Regions from separate parts of the Mus musculus genome. Here region 2 is linked to region 1. The links are chromatin loops, found by intact Hi-C in ENCODE. Cell type or tissue: left cerebral cortex. All regions are shown on one strand. Each heading gives the region's core, and the rest is flanking DNA. Links, peaks and the distances in the headings are about the cores only. Region 1 has its middle 45 kb from the start of Gm52526. Region 2 overlaps Gm39940 (a long non-coding RNA gene).

Evidence for each region. Hi-C counts contacts between places; a loop is a spot of excess contacts. Peaks named below come from ENCODE experiments on the same cell type or tissue, not always from the same donor. Only the 100,000 strongest peaks of a DNase experiment are listed, where the experiment ranks them.
Region 2: it touches region 1 in a loop (2.4-fold over the local background); 19 of 42 quality-filtered maps call a loop at or near these places.

What each region holds. Positions count from the first base shown.
Region 1 is chr2:134,478,219-134,486,560 of GRCm38, reverse strand. No RefSeq gene overlaps it. Among named protein-coding and RNA genes, the nearest start is that of Gm52526, 45 kb to the left of the region's middle. In left cerebral cortex, for the core only: CTCF peaks have their summits at 3,661 (motif pointing right) and 4,576 (motif pointing right); DNase peaks (open chromatin) are centred at 3,676 and 4,592.
Region 2 is chr2:133,780,939-133,789,280 of GRCm38, reverse strand. It overlaps Gm39940 (a long non-coding RNA gene), which reads right to left. Exons shown (of 3, transcript XR_866760.1): 2 at 1-122. Among named protein-coding and RNA genes, the nearest start is that of Gm39940, 42 kb to the right of the region's middle. In left cerebral cortex, for the core only: no CTCF peak of the experiment used is centred there; a DNase peak (open chromatin) is centred at 5,147.

The DNA of each region.
Region 1 (8,342 bases), core at 286-8,285:
CTTGGCAGAGTGGTGGTGTTTTTCTTCTATAAACCCCGAGTAAACATTAAGTAGACAGCGTTTCTTCTTAGAGCTTTAAAGGGAAAAGGGACTGAATCTGTAAAAGCTTTCTAGTATGAAGCAAGGAGTTCAGCAAGTGTCCTTTGCCTGGGAGCTGTAGGGAGAAGCTTCCAAATTGTGGATGGGGTCAGAACTAAGCCGTGTGGCCTCATTCATAACTTCACAGCTACCAGCATCAGCTGATGAATATTTATGTTACTCCTGGCTTAGACCAGAAAGACAAATAAGAGGCGGGGGAAGTTAGCAAAAGGTCGTCTGAACTCTGTGGGATTTTTAACCAACACTTTCCATGCGCGAGCAGTAGCCCTGAATGAAGTCATTCTGTGCAGGGGCCTGGGCTGGGAGAGCAGCCTGTTCATTAGCGCTCTGCAGAAATTGAACCTTGTGCATTCGTGAGGTCCTGGAAGGGAAAGCCTTTTACTTAAATCAAACACACAGGGTACATAGCTACCTTATTATTATTATTTTGGGAGAGGTAAATTATTGCAAATTGCTCCTTGCTATATAATAACTTTAATGGTTCAAAGAAAGAGCAAAGGAGCGAAGGAGATCTTTTAAAATATTTTTTAAAGGAGCGATTTCAGTTTGGAGTAATGTTTTAGAGAGTGACAGATTCGGGAAAAATGTCCTAATGTGTATGAAATTGATTAACTAGGTCTACTAATTATCACAGTTAAGCAAATTATTGTCTTAAAATGTTGTGGAGTTTTTACTTCAGGAGACTGGCCCCTCATCCCCCTGCTGAAGGACTAACCACATTTGATCACTTGCACACTTTCGCCAATCCTCCTTGGCTGTTTCCTTTCGCCATTACTGTCACCTTTGTTTCTCCTTTGCTTGTGCTATAATTGCCACCTCCAGCTTAACCCAAGGCTGTAGGAAGAAGGCAAAGGAAACACACAAAGGGGGGAAAGCATTAGACTAGCTAACACTTTATGGTCATTTGGGTTGAGGACAAGGCTAAAATATTTGGCCACAGTGCTATTTCCTTTGAACATTGGTTTCAGTGCCACTGTTTGACAGGCACAGTGAGGCAAGTGTCCATAGTGGGGGTACCCAGGAGCACTTTATCCCTATGAAGATGGAACCCATGTCGTTTACTAGGGAACCACTTTCAAGAGACACCAGGAAGTCAGATGGTTTTGGAGAACAGCTTCAAAGAGACCCTAGAATAGAGTTCTACCTGCGAGTTTGTCTCGAAATAAGAGGGGCAAAGGTGTTGCTTAATGTTTTGGGGGAGACAGTAGTTTGATTGAAAATCGCCCTCATTGGTTCGTGCATTTGAGTTTGCTCTCTGCTGTGTGGGAACTGTTTTGGGAAGGATTAGGAGGTGGAGGTAGGACTTGAGATTTTTCAAAAAGCCCCACCAGGCCCAGTAGCTCTTTCTGTTTCCAACTTGCAGATCGGGATGTATGCTACTAGCTTTGTCTCCAGCACCCTGACATAGTAGTAATGGACTAACCCTTTGAAACTGTAAGCAAGTCTCCAACTAAACGGTTTCTTTTATAAGTTGCCTTAGTCATGGTATCTTCTCATAGCAATAGACAAGAAACTAAGACCATACAAGGACTTACCAAGGGACAGGCCTGACCATGCTGCTGTTTGTGACTTTGGATTAGGAAAGTGGTTGAACACTGTCAGTGGGGTTTCAAAGGCCTTCCTGGTAGGACTGTGGGAGACAACTGAGAACAATGAAGACTGTGGTGGATCAGCTTGGGGGGCATCAGAAGGGAAAAATATTATCATGGGAGCTAGAGACCATTCTTGTAATTTTTGCAAAGAGTGTCGCTGCTTATTGCCCTGGTCCCAAGAGTCTGTCTGAGACTAAACGGGACAGTTTTGAACTAATATTGACAGAGGGTATTTCAAGACAGCCCAGTATAAACTGTGCCTTGTGGCTATTAGCAAATGCTCCTCTGAAAGTTTACAAATGAGGAAGAGCAAGCAAGGCAGAAGGGATACAAACTGAATAGTTGGAGGAGAAAAAGAAAATCAGGGAGTGTGATGTCGGAGCTAAGGACTTTTGTTGCTGAGAGGGAAGAAGAACTCAGGCACAAATGAAGTAAGTGCAAAGCATCATGAGTTTGGGGGCCAGAGGATGGCTCAGTGGGTAGAGAAGCATGCTACCAAGTGTGGTAACTGGAATTTCATCCCTGGAGCCCAAGTGGTATCAGGAGAAAACCAGCTTCCACAGCTTGTCTTCTGAATACACACACTTACACACACACACACACACACACACACACACACACACACACACACACACACACATGAGAGAGAGAGAGAGAGAGAGAGAGAGAGAGAGAGAAACAAGGCTCTGTCTTTCTATCTCCAACTTGCAGATGATATAAGATCTTAGCTACATAGCCAAGATTCAACTTAATAATATTTGTAGAAACTCTATCTTAAAAATGTAACATCAAAACCACAGTTTGTTGTATGAAATTTTAGCCCTCATTTCACCTTTGGTTTGAGGATTAAGGAAGCATTCATTTACCTTGAAATTTAAGCTAGTGGCTAAGCACTTCTTGTACATTTTCAGACTTATATGACTGATGAGAACACTTACTGAAGTACATCATATAGATGAAGATTCTGTGTCATAGTGCGTGGCCTTTTTACAGGAACAATAAAGCTCTATGCAAAAAATAACACGGCAGCTGCTGCAGCTACTTTACTGAGAGCGTTCCTAGGACGTAAATGAATAATAAAATGGCATCTCTCTGAAGTCAGGAGAGTCTGAGCCTATCTCAAAGTGCATAGAACTTTAGAGCTAAGAAGATTATCGAGAGCTATCCTATTTGGGCCTTTTCCCATTTGAGAACATTTTAACAGAGCTGAGTTGTTGGCTACTCTGATGCTATAAGTAGGAACACACCAATAATGCCATTTCAGGATGGAAGAATCCAAAGGCTTTCTCAGTGTTTTGTGCTTGGTACTATCTGGATTAATTTTTATGGAATACTCAAAGATCAACTAAATCAAGCTCAGAATTCTACAGACCTCTTCAGAGCTTTTATATTTCTTAAACACAGAGTAATAAAGCTGGAATAAGCTGCAAGGTCCTATAAAGCAGGAGAGCACTAATATTTGCATGCTCAGATGCTGAAACTCCATATAACAGCCTAGGGAGGTGGCTCGGTAGCTAACGTGCTTTTATCACAAGCAAGAGAAGGGAGCTCTGATCCCCAGAACCACTAGAAATGCTGGCTTGGCATGGTGATTCCCAGGCATTTCTCCCTAGGGATGCAGAGACAGGATTCTCATGCTACTGGCCAGTAAGACTATATTAGTACACCCTCTCCTTGGCAAACTTTCTCTTCTAGTTGGGTCCTTTGATCTGTCTGGTCTCTACCTCATAACATTTATTTTTTAATCACATAAGAGACATACAAGAAATAATTATTAATCAGTGAAAATTTTGCAATCCAAGAATTAGCGGATCCAGAATAAAACCAGCAGTAGCCATAGGGATGTGGCACATGTGAGTGTAGCACAGACCTTCAGGGCAGGAAAGGTTTTAGTGATTTTTTTTCCCTCCTTTCAGCCTTAGTTGACCCTCACTCCTGGTATGGTAACTCCAAAATAATTCATGTTCTGCCTGTAGATGGCGACATCTGAACTCTTTTCCTTGGTGCTGAGACTATGAGCAGCAGGTTTCATCCCACAGGCAGGTGAGAATGTGAACTGATGTCTGAAAAGGAAGCAACAGGGGCTGTGGCTGCACTCAACGGTTTCTATTACATTTGGTGCAGAAACCATTCCCGGAGGCACAGAACATCTAGGCTGAGTGTGTGCTCAAGGATGATGGGGAATGTGAACCCTGTCTACTCACTAGGACATATTTCAGTCATTATAATGTGGCAGAAGGAAGTGTGTGTCATATTAAAGAGTGGCTGATTAAGAGTATTTTTGAACTATTAATACTATCTGCCCATCAATTTTCTCTTCAATTATTGGACTTTTGCTGTTACAAATAAGACTTCTTAGCCCAAGCCAAAGACCACAAAGAAGTTTTCTCTTTCTTTTTCCTTTGTGAAGTTTCATAGTTGCATTTTTATTTAGATAGAAGATATTAATTTAACTTGTATACAAGGTATGAAGTATGAAATTAAATTATATGTATTTTGTATAATTGTCAAATGCAGTGTGTCGAATACCAACTTTTCTGTCTAAATGCCTTTGAAGCACTGGGGAAAATAAGTGAACTCAGTGTGATGGTTAGTTTCTGGCCTCTTTGTTTTGTTACCTATATATCTATTCTTGACTATTACAGAAGAGTCATTAGTTTTTAAACTTGGGCAGTGTGAAAGTGGGTTCCCCTCTAAGGACATCTGTGGGTCCTTTGCCCCCTTTGTGAACATAATCAGATGCTCTGAGCTCAGCTTCTGCATCGGTAGAATATAGAATTTTATGAACAGCTGTCCATTCCTTCCTCCTTTTCTCCCTCTTTCCCACATCTTCGGTTTCTCGGTGGTTCTGGGGCTCTGGATCCCGTTCTCATTCATGTCTGTTCCGCATCTGGTCAGTAGGTGGTGCTGTGCAGCAATACATCCACTTGTTGATGTCTTACATCTTTTAAAATACCAGATTATGTCATCTGCTAGCCCATGACTTCTGTCTACGCCGTGAAAAATGATCACTAAATTGTTAGTAGAACAACAGTTTAGAAGCCTCTTTCCCTGAGCATCTGAGTCTAGGCTTGAGCTCGGTTGCTTAAGTCTCCATTTTCTCAAGATTTAAAGGCTTTTCATTATAAAAGGAGAATCCAAAAGACTATATACCCCCCCCCCTTTTTTTTGACAGGGGTGGGGTCCGGGGTGGGGGTGAGGCTGGAAACGAATAAGAACAAAATGAGTATAAAAATGCCATACAGAAACCCATTGCTTTGTATCTTAATGTAAAGACTTGCAGCAAAGAAGTCAATACCGGGCCTTGAATCCCTACAATAGAGCCCAAAATGACATTTGAGTTGGTGTTTGTTTATCAAAGAGTCAAAACAGAGATGGCTCTGAAGAACACAAGAAGCTAGCTAGCTCTACTGCTCAAAATAAAATTCAAGGTTAGTTTGTTTGTGAATTACTGAGCCAGCTGGCTGTCCTGGCCCAGTACGACTTTTGTGGTGACAGCTGTTCCTACCAGGATTTGATGGCTGGGAGTGGTGAGGACAGAACTGGTGGTTTTGAGATGAGCTGGATATGGGAGATGGGTTGCGAGGATGGATTCTGGTTTCCTTAAAGAGGAAATCCACAGATTTCAGATCCTCGCCGTTGAAATCATAGTTTCTGTGGCTGCTCTTAATGCGTTTGCTTTCTGGGCAAAGGGAGGTAAGGCATGAGCGATCTGTTGTAACTCTGTGTCCCCTTAGGTTATGATTTAATGATGGGTGGTTCCATTTGCAAGAGCTTAGCAACTGTGCGGGTTTCCAGCAAGGGCACTAGACTAGCCTGCAAAGAATCTACCCAGTGCCGCTGCTCTGGCCAAGAGTCCCGAGGGTGCTCTGAAATCTTGTTTCCTTTCCCAAGTTCCCAAAAGCCAGAGGAAAAGCTCTCCTTGGGGTTGGTGGCATCATGCGGGGGTTTCCATGTGTAAATGCTGCAGAGCAACCTCAGAAGTGCAGTTCTTAACCCTCTCTTCAGAAGACAGAAACTCAAGATAGGACACTGGAAGCCAAAGCTAGAGAAAGACGGAGTGAAAGAAAGGCATTAAGGGCTCTCCACTTTGGCAGTTCAATCAAATCGCGAATCTAGCTGTCCTCTGACCCCTCTCAGTTCAGTTTCTGTCTTCCACATCCCAGCAAACGGAATTTCCCTGTTTTGGTTGTTCAGCTCCAATCTTTGGAACTTTCTTCATGCTCCCTCTTCCATGATCTAGAAACCAGGCCTGTTGACGGGGACTTTAAAGTGTTGCTGGGATCTAAAGCACTCACCACTGTATCCTTCGGCTAACTCTGGCCTTATGTGACATCATCTCAAGCATGCACTAGACAAGAGTTTTTCTAAGATTTCCCTGTTCCAATCTTGACCCCAGTTCATTTTATTTCCAACATGCTAGCTACAGTGGCACCATTAAAAGCTAAGTGGGTACCCGTTTCTTCTCTACTCAGACTTCTGCAGGCTGCCCATCTCATTAGAAGGAAAAAGATCTTATACTGGTGGGAAAGGTCCTACACAAAAAGAGTGACCTTTCCTAGCTATCATTTAGGTCACTTACTGATGATGCTTGGCCATTTGGTCTCCTGCTTGTTTCTACACCTGAAAGAAATATGCCCACCCTCTAAGGATCTGCTTACCTGCTTCTTCCTTCAGCCCTTTCTTCCTGATCTTTATGCAGTGCTGCTTTCTCTATGTAGCCTTCTCTGGCTGCAGGACTTGACCTTAACCCTCTGGGCAGGCTGGTTGTGTGTCTCCATGGGTAAAGGTGCTTGCTCCTAAGCCTGCTGAACGGAGCTCAATCTCTGGATGTCATATGGCCAAAGGACTGACTTCTACAAGTTGTGCCTGGCTTGGATATGTGAGCTCAAACATGTGCGAGTCTATGCACGCACACATGCATGCACACACATACACACACAGTGAAATATAGTCACCCACATACTAAACAGATACATAATCATAAAATAATATAAAGATCATATATAAAGTATGATCTTTAATACTTATTCACAATTTTCTTATATTAGTATTTCATTTTAGTACTTATTACATATACTTTTTATTTTGTAAATCAATTCTCTTGCTTAATTTCTTAGGACATAAACCTCCTACAGCAGTGATTCTGAGCCATTATTTCAGCCCCCAAATCGACATCACTCTTGCCATATGCAAGGTCCTCCAAAAAAAAAGGCAGCTTGGCTCCTGGGCTGGCTGTGATGTGCTCCAACTGTTCTTTAGAGTCCCTGGTGGGTCCACTAGAGGAGAGGACCATTGGTTCCTGGGATTGCAAAGTTCCCTACTTAACCTAGAACACAGAATTCAGTTCCCTGACATAAAGGGTGAATGATGCAGGTTCGTGGTCATACTTCTGGAGAGTCACTATTTTTATGTGTTTCTTAAGTGATTGCAACTCTTCACCAGGTTTTGGGAAACACTGGCCTGGCCTACAGTTTTCTTATCAATCCCACAAATACGGAGTAAACACATTCTGTAGTCTAGATATCATGTCAGCGAATTGTCCCAGCCTAGAACCTGGTAGGGGAGACAGATATGTAAAGTTCACCTTGGGCTGCAGTGAACAAATGTTCCCTAAGCATTAATTGCCTGCAGTTGATGCAGAGAAGACAAACAAGGATGATCTTGGATGTTTCTGAAGAGTTCTCATGGGTAGTGACTCACAGTCAAAGGGAGGCAACAGGGCAGGTGGATAGAAGACCCTGCAGACACACAGGTGTCTTGTCCTCGGTGTCTAAGGGAGAGACTAGGCTCTCAATACTGTTTGGAAGATTTCACTTCTGTGCTGTAGACTCAAAAGGGAATAGGATTGGGAGCCCTTCATTTCCCAAGTAGTACCTGGCCTCCTTTGCGTAACTATTTCCTGTAATCTGAGGACAATGGATGTCTGGAGAGAAGACAAATATGTTTTGGATTTCTTTGTATCGATTCCCTTTCAAAATGGTATAAAATAAAGCTGCCCCTAATGTAGATCACTAAGGATTTTCTTGGATCTTGAGACTTCAACAAAATTAGTGCCGCCTTTAATAATAATGCAAACAAATGGTCAGGCTGGGGACAATAACAGGGGGTAAATCCTGTGGGCTTGAAACTTCAACCTTCCTCAATTCATATCATGTTTGCAGCCATCTGTGCATCTCAGCCCTCACTCCTGTCATTTCCAACTTTTAATGTAAGTCTTATAGACCTTGAGTTTTCTGGGCTACAATTGCTCATTTTTTCAAGTATCATATTTATATAAAGTAGTATGTTTTGCCTCTTAGTGTTAGCCACTGTGACAACCACTCCCTTCATCTCAGTGCTTGAGAAGAATATAGTGATAATTTTTGTCCATATTATGTGTCTCAAGAGAGTGGGACATGGGGACAGAAGCATCTATTTTATGCAGTCATTTAGAAATACAAGTTCTGAACCTTTGCAATCATAGCTTTATTATTTCTTTGGTCTCTTCCAGATGGTTGATAAGGACGATAATCAAGCACATATTCCTTTTTAACACATCTCAAGCCATAGGTCAATTTGTACCTTAGTGGAGGGATAGATAATACCTGGTTTAGACTGTGTGGCCCACCCATTATTTGTTTAATTGACTTCTTCTCTGGAGCTTGCCTG
Region 2 (8,342 bases), core at 192-8,191, 700 kb after region 1:
CGTCCACGTGCTGCCTGCCTGAGTCTCCATGGCCCTCTGGAATGCGAGGCTTCTTCCTTTCCAGCCACAATAGATGCTGAGTCAAAGAGGATCTCAGAAACTGGGGGGCTGAGTGCTTATTCCTAGGAGAAAGTGAAAAATTGAATGTCAATCATTCAATTTAGTTTAATCTGCCTCTGAAAAGTCTATTGTAGCTGTGGTTTCTAAAAGTATGGCTAGTACACAACTTATCTGGATCAAGAAAAAAAATTGTTGGAGAAAGCTAAATCTGTAGGAAGTTGAGTGATCCCATCAGTGTAAACTAGTCCTAAGGAAATTACTTTATGACAAGCCTAATATCTTGGTCCTGAAAGTGCAAGTTCAGATTGTTATGGATTACATCAGCATAGTACTTCCATTTGGATGTATCCTTCGGTACCAAATAAACATTGTGAGTGAAAGTGCTGGAATAGTGAAAAGTCATTATTTGTTTGGCTTGCACTTAGCGTTTACATTACATTCAGTGTCTTTTGTGTTTCATGATCCACCAGTGTCTATCAGAATATTTACCAATGTACATCATGACTCTTCAAGAGGCTTTCTAAGAGACTTTGAGAAATTCTTTTTGCTCTAAGATGAATTTTCATTGAATCACTTTGCCCCAATGTATTTATCACACACATTCAAAGACTTGACACATGTTGCTGGCTCAAACAGAATTCAAACACTCATTGCTCTTCCCGAGGAGTGCCATTGGTATGATATCATACTTATCTCTCATTTCATAATGATTTCCATCTAAGTATCTAAGGATAAACCAATCTTCTAATCCCACCGATAGAGAAGATTCATATAAATGAAAGAAATAATATTTTCATCTGATATTTTATACGATTCACCAATCAAAGCTCCATAAATTCCAGTTAGCATTTTATTAAACTTAACTTTACATTTTACATACCTTTACAAAACTGAAGTTTGCAAACAGAATCCATTAATCACAAATAAGTACAATTAATTAATCAAAGGCTAGAGCATGTTTGTTAGAGCTCATTCTCTGGGAATGGATGATGACAGGGTCTGATCCTGTGTTTACTTATTCTCTGTCTGTGTGATTCCTGTACAACAATTTCTACTTCTGAATGAAGATGCCAAGGATCAGACAATCTTATGAGGCTCAGAAGAAGTAAAACCAGACTCAGTTTCTGTCTTGTGCTGCTATTATCACTGTTGAAACTCCTCATTTCTCTGAGTAGACCCTATCTCCTAGTAAACACTTGCATATTGATCAATTCTTAAAGCAAAGTGAAGCTGGCTAGTCTATTTTGAACCTTACAGGAACACAAAGTTGTCATTTTTTGTCATTTGCTCTATGATTCTCCAAAGATTGCTGACCCTGTTTTGTGATTCAGTTTCCAGATTTGATTACACCTAGGGTGTAATTTTCCTTGGGCAGGTAAACTGTAGTCATGGTTACTGTTACTGTGCAGCTATTGATCCGGTACAAAAGCAGATCATAAGCTGTTCAGTCTCGGGGAACTGTTTGAATATAATCTTGTCCTTTGTATACTAAATAAAAAAACAATAAATACAAACAAAGCAGCCATGAAAGGGGTTTTAATGGTCATCTTCGAGCAGTAGGGACCAGAGAAAACTCAGTTTAACTCTTCTCTTGTCTTCAGTTTATGTGCCCTGTCACCCTTCTTGATATAAACCGAAAAGCTTTGCTGGTGTCAGTCTCCCATCCACTCGGCTTCCACATGAGGAGACCCCAAGGCTGATTTTCGCAACAGTCATTGCACATTGGCATATCTTTTCAAATAAGTTATAATCCATACTAAAATTCATGCTGTGGTGGAGGTTGGGAACAATTAGGTAGACTACCATGGCTGGTGGCTTCAGTTCTCTGCTAAAGGAAATGGCCATATGAATGGATCACTTTTCACCAATGAGTAGGCATTTATGTGCAACTTTATGTGTAATTAATAGAAACCTCAGAGCAAAGAATCTCAGATATGTAATCATGTTTGCATGACTGCATCAATAGGCATTTTAGATAAGAAAAACTCCTTTCAAGTTGACAAATTATTGTGTGGTGGTATTTTTACCTGCATTATAACTGTGATCTAATGTCTCTAAAGGGCAAATGTAAATTTTATATATTGCAACACATTTGTCCTTTAGAGGCTTTTTTGAATAAATGAAGAAAATACAAACAAGATTAAACTGTAGCCTCTGACTTTTAGAAGGAAATATATGTGGATCTCAGATTCACTGCAAATATCAAAAGGAGAATTTGCTGTCTATGTCTATTGTCCACAACAGACATTACCCATATTTCCAATTTGACAGGAAATTTTTTAGCAGTTTTTAATTTATGTGTATATTTATATCTTATATATAATTGTGTATCTTATAAATTGTACCATTTAAGTTCTATCATAGATATACATATATATGAGATAAAGATGATAATAATTAGCAAAGATAATAATTATCCAATGTTCATTATTATTATTCATTACACAAAATCCATCATATTCCATGAGTGAAAGGTATTTTATATGCAATAAAGTGACATTTTCCAAAATCTTCTATAAATCCCAGTGTATGTTAAATATTCTCCACAGAAAGTCAAATAGCAGTGGTGTTCCTAACAAAGTAGTATTTAGAATAAGAAACAAGCAGATAGGTCATGTCTGTTCTACCTCCAGGAAGAAGAGAAGGGGAAAAAGAGGAGAAGAAGGAGGAAGAGGAGAAGAGGAGGGAGAGGATCCGGAGAAGGAGGGAGAAGAGGAGCTCTCGAAACATCTCAGTTTACATACAGTTGCCCTTCTTGGTCTTCCCTTGGAAAGGAGGATAATTTGGTTCTCTTCCTTTCAGGGAGCTGTCAACCCTCATCAGGCCAATGTAAGCTGTGCCGGGGGAAGAGGCTTTGGCTCAGTAAGAAGAGTCCATCTCCACAGTGCAGCAAAATACATGCAAGGAAGATTCCTTATTATGTGAGTATGCATGCAATCAAGATTCTCTAACATACACACACACACACACACACATGCAATCAAATTCCATAGTATGTGCATATATGTGCAACCAAGATTCCCTAAAAGATGACAAACTAACCCCAGATGGGACAAAACTGAGTAAATCCGAGGTTGCTCAGACAAGCTCCTTTTCCCGCCTCTCTCTACAGAGATGTGGAAGGGCAAGTGCATGCCTGGGGGTGGGACTGGAGAGGGGGGTCTTTATCCAAAAGTCTTGGGGCAGTGAATAGAGATGAAGTAGGGGTCAGCAAATATTTAGGACAAGAGCTGAGGGTTAATGAGCAGGAATCTCTTGACTTTCCAAAGTTGCAGCAAGAATTTTCTTCACATCAAATCTCAGAGCAAAGCCAGAGTGTTCAGCATGCTCAGAATCTGAGTTCCACAGGAGCCCAAGGGTGGAGCCCATGGCCCACTGTGTGCTCTGGACTCCTATTGTCCCTACCTCAGTCCTTACTCACAGAACGTAAAAATAAATGTTCTGATGTGATTCAAATTCCAGATGGACATCCTAATAATGTAGCTTTGTTATGTTTTAAGTGCTAATAATAAACTTACATAAGCCATCCTCCAAATATGGCTGAGGAAGACTTTCATTCAGATGAGAACGTCTCATATTCTAACATGCTAAGAGGTGCCTAAAAACACAACGGCATTTGAAAGCGTATTATTGCCTTTCCCTGGTTTTTTACTGTTCATTCATTCATTAAAAAATAAGTCAATGGGAAACAAATTTACTAAATAGATGATGGCAAGAGATAAAAGACTCATCGAACACTTCTATTGATGTTCTTTATGGTTTAAAATCTCTCAGATCTCCATTTTTATGTGTGTAACAAGAAAATCATTTTGACATATTAGATTGCCCTTCCAAAATACAGCAACTCAGTCTGAAGTACAACATTCCGAGAACCCACCAGCCTTGGTAAGGCTCATGCGTTGTCACAACTTTATACATGCATGTGTCTATTCAATAGGCATCTTGAAAGTACTAACTCTGGCATGGATATTGGGCAATTGGCTGAAATGTAAGTTAAAAAAAGTCTTGTGTATGTGTGTATATGTCTGTAGAATAAGAGTGTCTGAAGATGGGTATGCCCACAAAAGTATGGCAAGTACATGTAGTGAGTCATTTCAGGGGTTTAGAAAGGCTTAACACTGTCAAGCTTTTATTTGTCAAATGGAGTCAATCACCTGTGACAGATCTGGGGTTTGTGTGCCAATGATGGAGACTCATTCACCTTCAGTTGACATTCACCCTAATGAAGCATTTTGTGGAGATAAGTGAAATAAATTTTTTTTATCATTTGTTTTGATTCATAAAAAGCCAGGAGAATAGACCAGGAGGTCCTAACCCGTGGAAGAAACAGACTGGAAGTTAGCATCCCATTTGGCCCATCATAACCAAGAGAATAGGCAAATCTGGATACCCTATCTCCCCTAAACTTTAATATGTAAAAGCATTCATTCCTGCTCTTATAAGGCTTTGTGCTAGAGAATTATATCTCTATCAGGGAATCAGGAATTGGGAAAAACCCTAAGAGTCCAAGATCACACCATTAGGTCTATTGGCCAGTCTCTCATGGTGGGAACCAGGCATAGGAGATGACATGTGTATTGGTGGAAATAACCTTCAAAATGATCTGCATTGTGGGAAACTGTCAGGAGAAACTACATGGTAAGCATGCTTCTCTCAGAGGGCAAGCATACAGCTGATACACGGTAATAAGGCATCTGCTCTGACACCATTAACCTTGTCAACTCTAGACCTCTGCAATTCAATGCCCCTGACTCAGAGCAAATGAGATTTTAAGGCAAAATTTCTAAAATCAGAAAGAATTATCATGGGCATTCTGTTGGCCAGTAAGGAAAAAAAATAGGCTAAAGTTAAATGACTTCAGAATTAAGTCATATTAACCAGTCTCCGAAGCTGAATAGAGTTTCATGTAATTTTTCTAAACTTAATAATATCATAATATCACCTACTCATGGAGAAAGTCATCAGGATATAAGTTATTGCAGAAGCTATTGCAAATCTGCTTGCAAGGAGCGCACAGTGAGTTTCTAAGAATACTTTCTCTTCACATTAGTGAAATGATTCTATGCAAGCTGTTCTTTGGCAAAAAGTCTTCCTGTTAAATTCTTAGACAACTGTGGGTTCTCGCTCTGTTGTAAGAAGGCACACAGACTCTCCAAGTTGGTTAAAAAAAAAATCAGTGTCATTTTATGAGTTCTGTGATGAGGGAGAAATATGAAGAACACGAATAGCAGATGAGCCAAGAAGTCAATGCACTTTTGACAGGACTATGGACATACATTTCCCTCGACTTTATAAAATGGATGACTGACTGACTACTCAAAGGACAAAGCCTGGGAAGTGAAGGTCTGAGAACAGAGGCTTGGAGCAATAGAGCATGAGGCGTCTTGCCTCCTGTTGTTGACCTATGGATAGCTTGGAGTGGGGGTAATGAGCACTCTTGACTCCTTGGTGTTAGGATAAACAATCCCCTGGGCTCAAGTATCAGCCATTTAAATAAATTCATGAGACAGAGGAAGTGATGTTTACGAGCTAGAAGTCTGGTCTCCCTTTTCAAACAACCATGGGTACACAGATCACAAAATAGAAACCTGATATAATGGGAAGAAAATGAGAGGAAGTGGCACATGATGAACTTCGGAGGCTGCTGTAGAAACCCTTAAATCTAACGCCAAGAGAGAAGATAAAACAGAAATGACTTGATTGCCACCAAATTTAACAAGTCTTATCTTGGAAAAGTTTATATTTCTGTGTTTAATTAAGATTGAAAAAAAGCAAAAAAACAAAAAACTGTTTTCCTCATAAGAAACCTACTTTCCAAGCTTATAACCTATTTCTATTTTTCTCTATAAATTTCTACTTTCTCTATAAATGATAGAAAATAGTGTTGAAAATCTGTCCCAGTTAAGCATGTTTTAAAACACTTAACAAATTAATCAATTTACAGATATTAAAAACATCATGTACTTATATGATTGCTGTATTTTACTAAAACAGTTTAAATCATTAATATTGTAAGATGATAATATGTGAATGTACTTACCATGAACAGTGACACAGGAATAAAATTAGATAAATTATTTTTCTATGTAAATGAATGAAGAGGTAGGCAGAAACAGTGTAAGAAAAGCCAATTAACTGCGTACCTTCAGCTCAGGAAAAAATAGGGTAGTTTTTTAGACATCTACTCATGCACACCATAGGTGAGGGTGAGGGATTGGCTTCACTTATCACCTAACGGTGACTCTGTGGCAGTTATAGCCATCATTAGACGTCTCTGGCCTCTAAACTAGAGCTGGAGTGTTGATGTTCTTTTCAGATGTATACTGTGAGCCCTTACTGAAAGGTGTGCTTAAGTCACCTAAACAACTGAAGGTGTCAACACTAAATAACTTTATGTTTGGTTTCCTCAGCACCTGCTCCCCGGATCCTTCTTTCTCAGCCATTCACACTCAACACTGGAGTCTAAAGCCAAGTATTCCTGGAAGAATCAACGTGAACCCAGGTGTGCTATTGTTTCTGTATGTCATTTTCCTTTCTCTACCTGCCATCTGCCAGCTAGCACCCTCTCCTCTCTCACTGTATGTCTACTCTGTCTCTGTTTTTCTCATATGCATTCTCTCTCTCTCCCTCTCTCTTTCTCTCTCTCTCTCTCTCTCTCTCTTTCACACACACACACACACACACACACACACACACACACACACTGGTGACTCCACAGAGCTCCATTTTGTCTTTATACATTTAACTTTGCATCCTGTTTTTTTGTGGCCAGAGTGCTGGTCTGTATTGCCCTTGACCCCCTGAGGTGCTCCTAGCAAATCATTTTTAAAGCCCTCAAAACTGTTACCCTTCCTGATCTCTACCACCTTCAAACAATGCTTGAGAGCCTTAGGCTAGACTCGTGGTGCAACTATTTTCCTATTGCCACTTACTTTTTAACCACGCTCTTTAAATCTACTGCTACCTTCCCTCTCCAGCACACCTTGAGTGCCCCACCACTGCTGACACAGCTTCAGCTACAAAGCACTGTCTGGAAACACTTGCCACCTTCTCTGCCACGTGAAATCAAGACACTGTTTGAAATGAAGACCTGTAGTATCTTCACCTGCATGGGTCTGCACAGATCTGTACTCTGATTACCCCCACTGGGCTATTAATTCCCTCACCTGCATCCTTCCGAAAGGTTTATGGCCTGTCCCTCTATGTCGTGTTTGTCTGCTAATGCTCCTAGTCAGCCTTTCTTTTTAACATGACTGCAAATTAAACTCTCCATAGACATTGAAATTCCCACTGTACTTTACACATAGTAGGAGTGCAGTAGATAGTTTTGGGCAAAAGACAAGAGCATCTATGGTAGCCTGGAGTTGGAAGACCTTTTCTAAATGTTCAAGTCATTAAAAGCTTGAGTTGTTACTTATGAAATGTCAAAAACCATCATAAAACACACCACTCATTGAAGGTTATTACTTCTTCTGTTCTTGAAAAATATAAAGAAAGCAGGATAATCAGTGGCCCTGGCACCTCATAGAAACAAAAGGAAAGACTATAGCTCAAGCCTGGAATTCCAACTCTGGCAAGCTGAAGCAAGATCATCAGAAGGCCAGCCTGGGCTACAGTGAGTTCAAGGACAGTTTGATGCAAGACTTACTCATATAAAATAATAAACAAACAAGTAGATAGGTAAGTAAATAAAGGATCAGATAGGGTTGTTTGTAAGTACATTCCCAAATTTCACAGTTTAATTAAAATCTACCTAAATCAAAAATCACTTTACTGTCTCAGAATTTTTAATCAAATCTAAAATAGGAAGAAGAAAGTTTATGTTCGGGCTAGTGTACATAATGAAATCTGAAGACCTAAAAACTCTCATTAAATGGGTCACATCCAACTGGGAAGCTAACCAGAGTTAATTAGGTTGGAGCTGCATATTTTTTGACCATACAAACATTATTTTTATAAACGGCAAATGCATGGACTGCTTTTTATAACATAATTTTACAAAGGTTGATTTTAAAGATGTTCCTTGAATTCCAATAAAATGCCTTGGCAGATGAGGAGCCTCGATCTCCTGAGGTCCAAAACCATGCTATGAGCTATCAGCCTATGGCATCTGTTCTTTTTTGGGAATTAGAATTTGGAAACAGAAGGAATTGAAATGTGTCTTTGTTTGGGTTGTGCTGTAATTTAGATCAGTTTTCCTTTGATTTCCAAGCCCTCTGTTAAATAGGAGCCAGTTTGAGGTTTTTATAAGGAAGAATCTACCTCAAAATGAAAATTGCTGG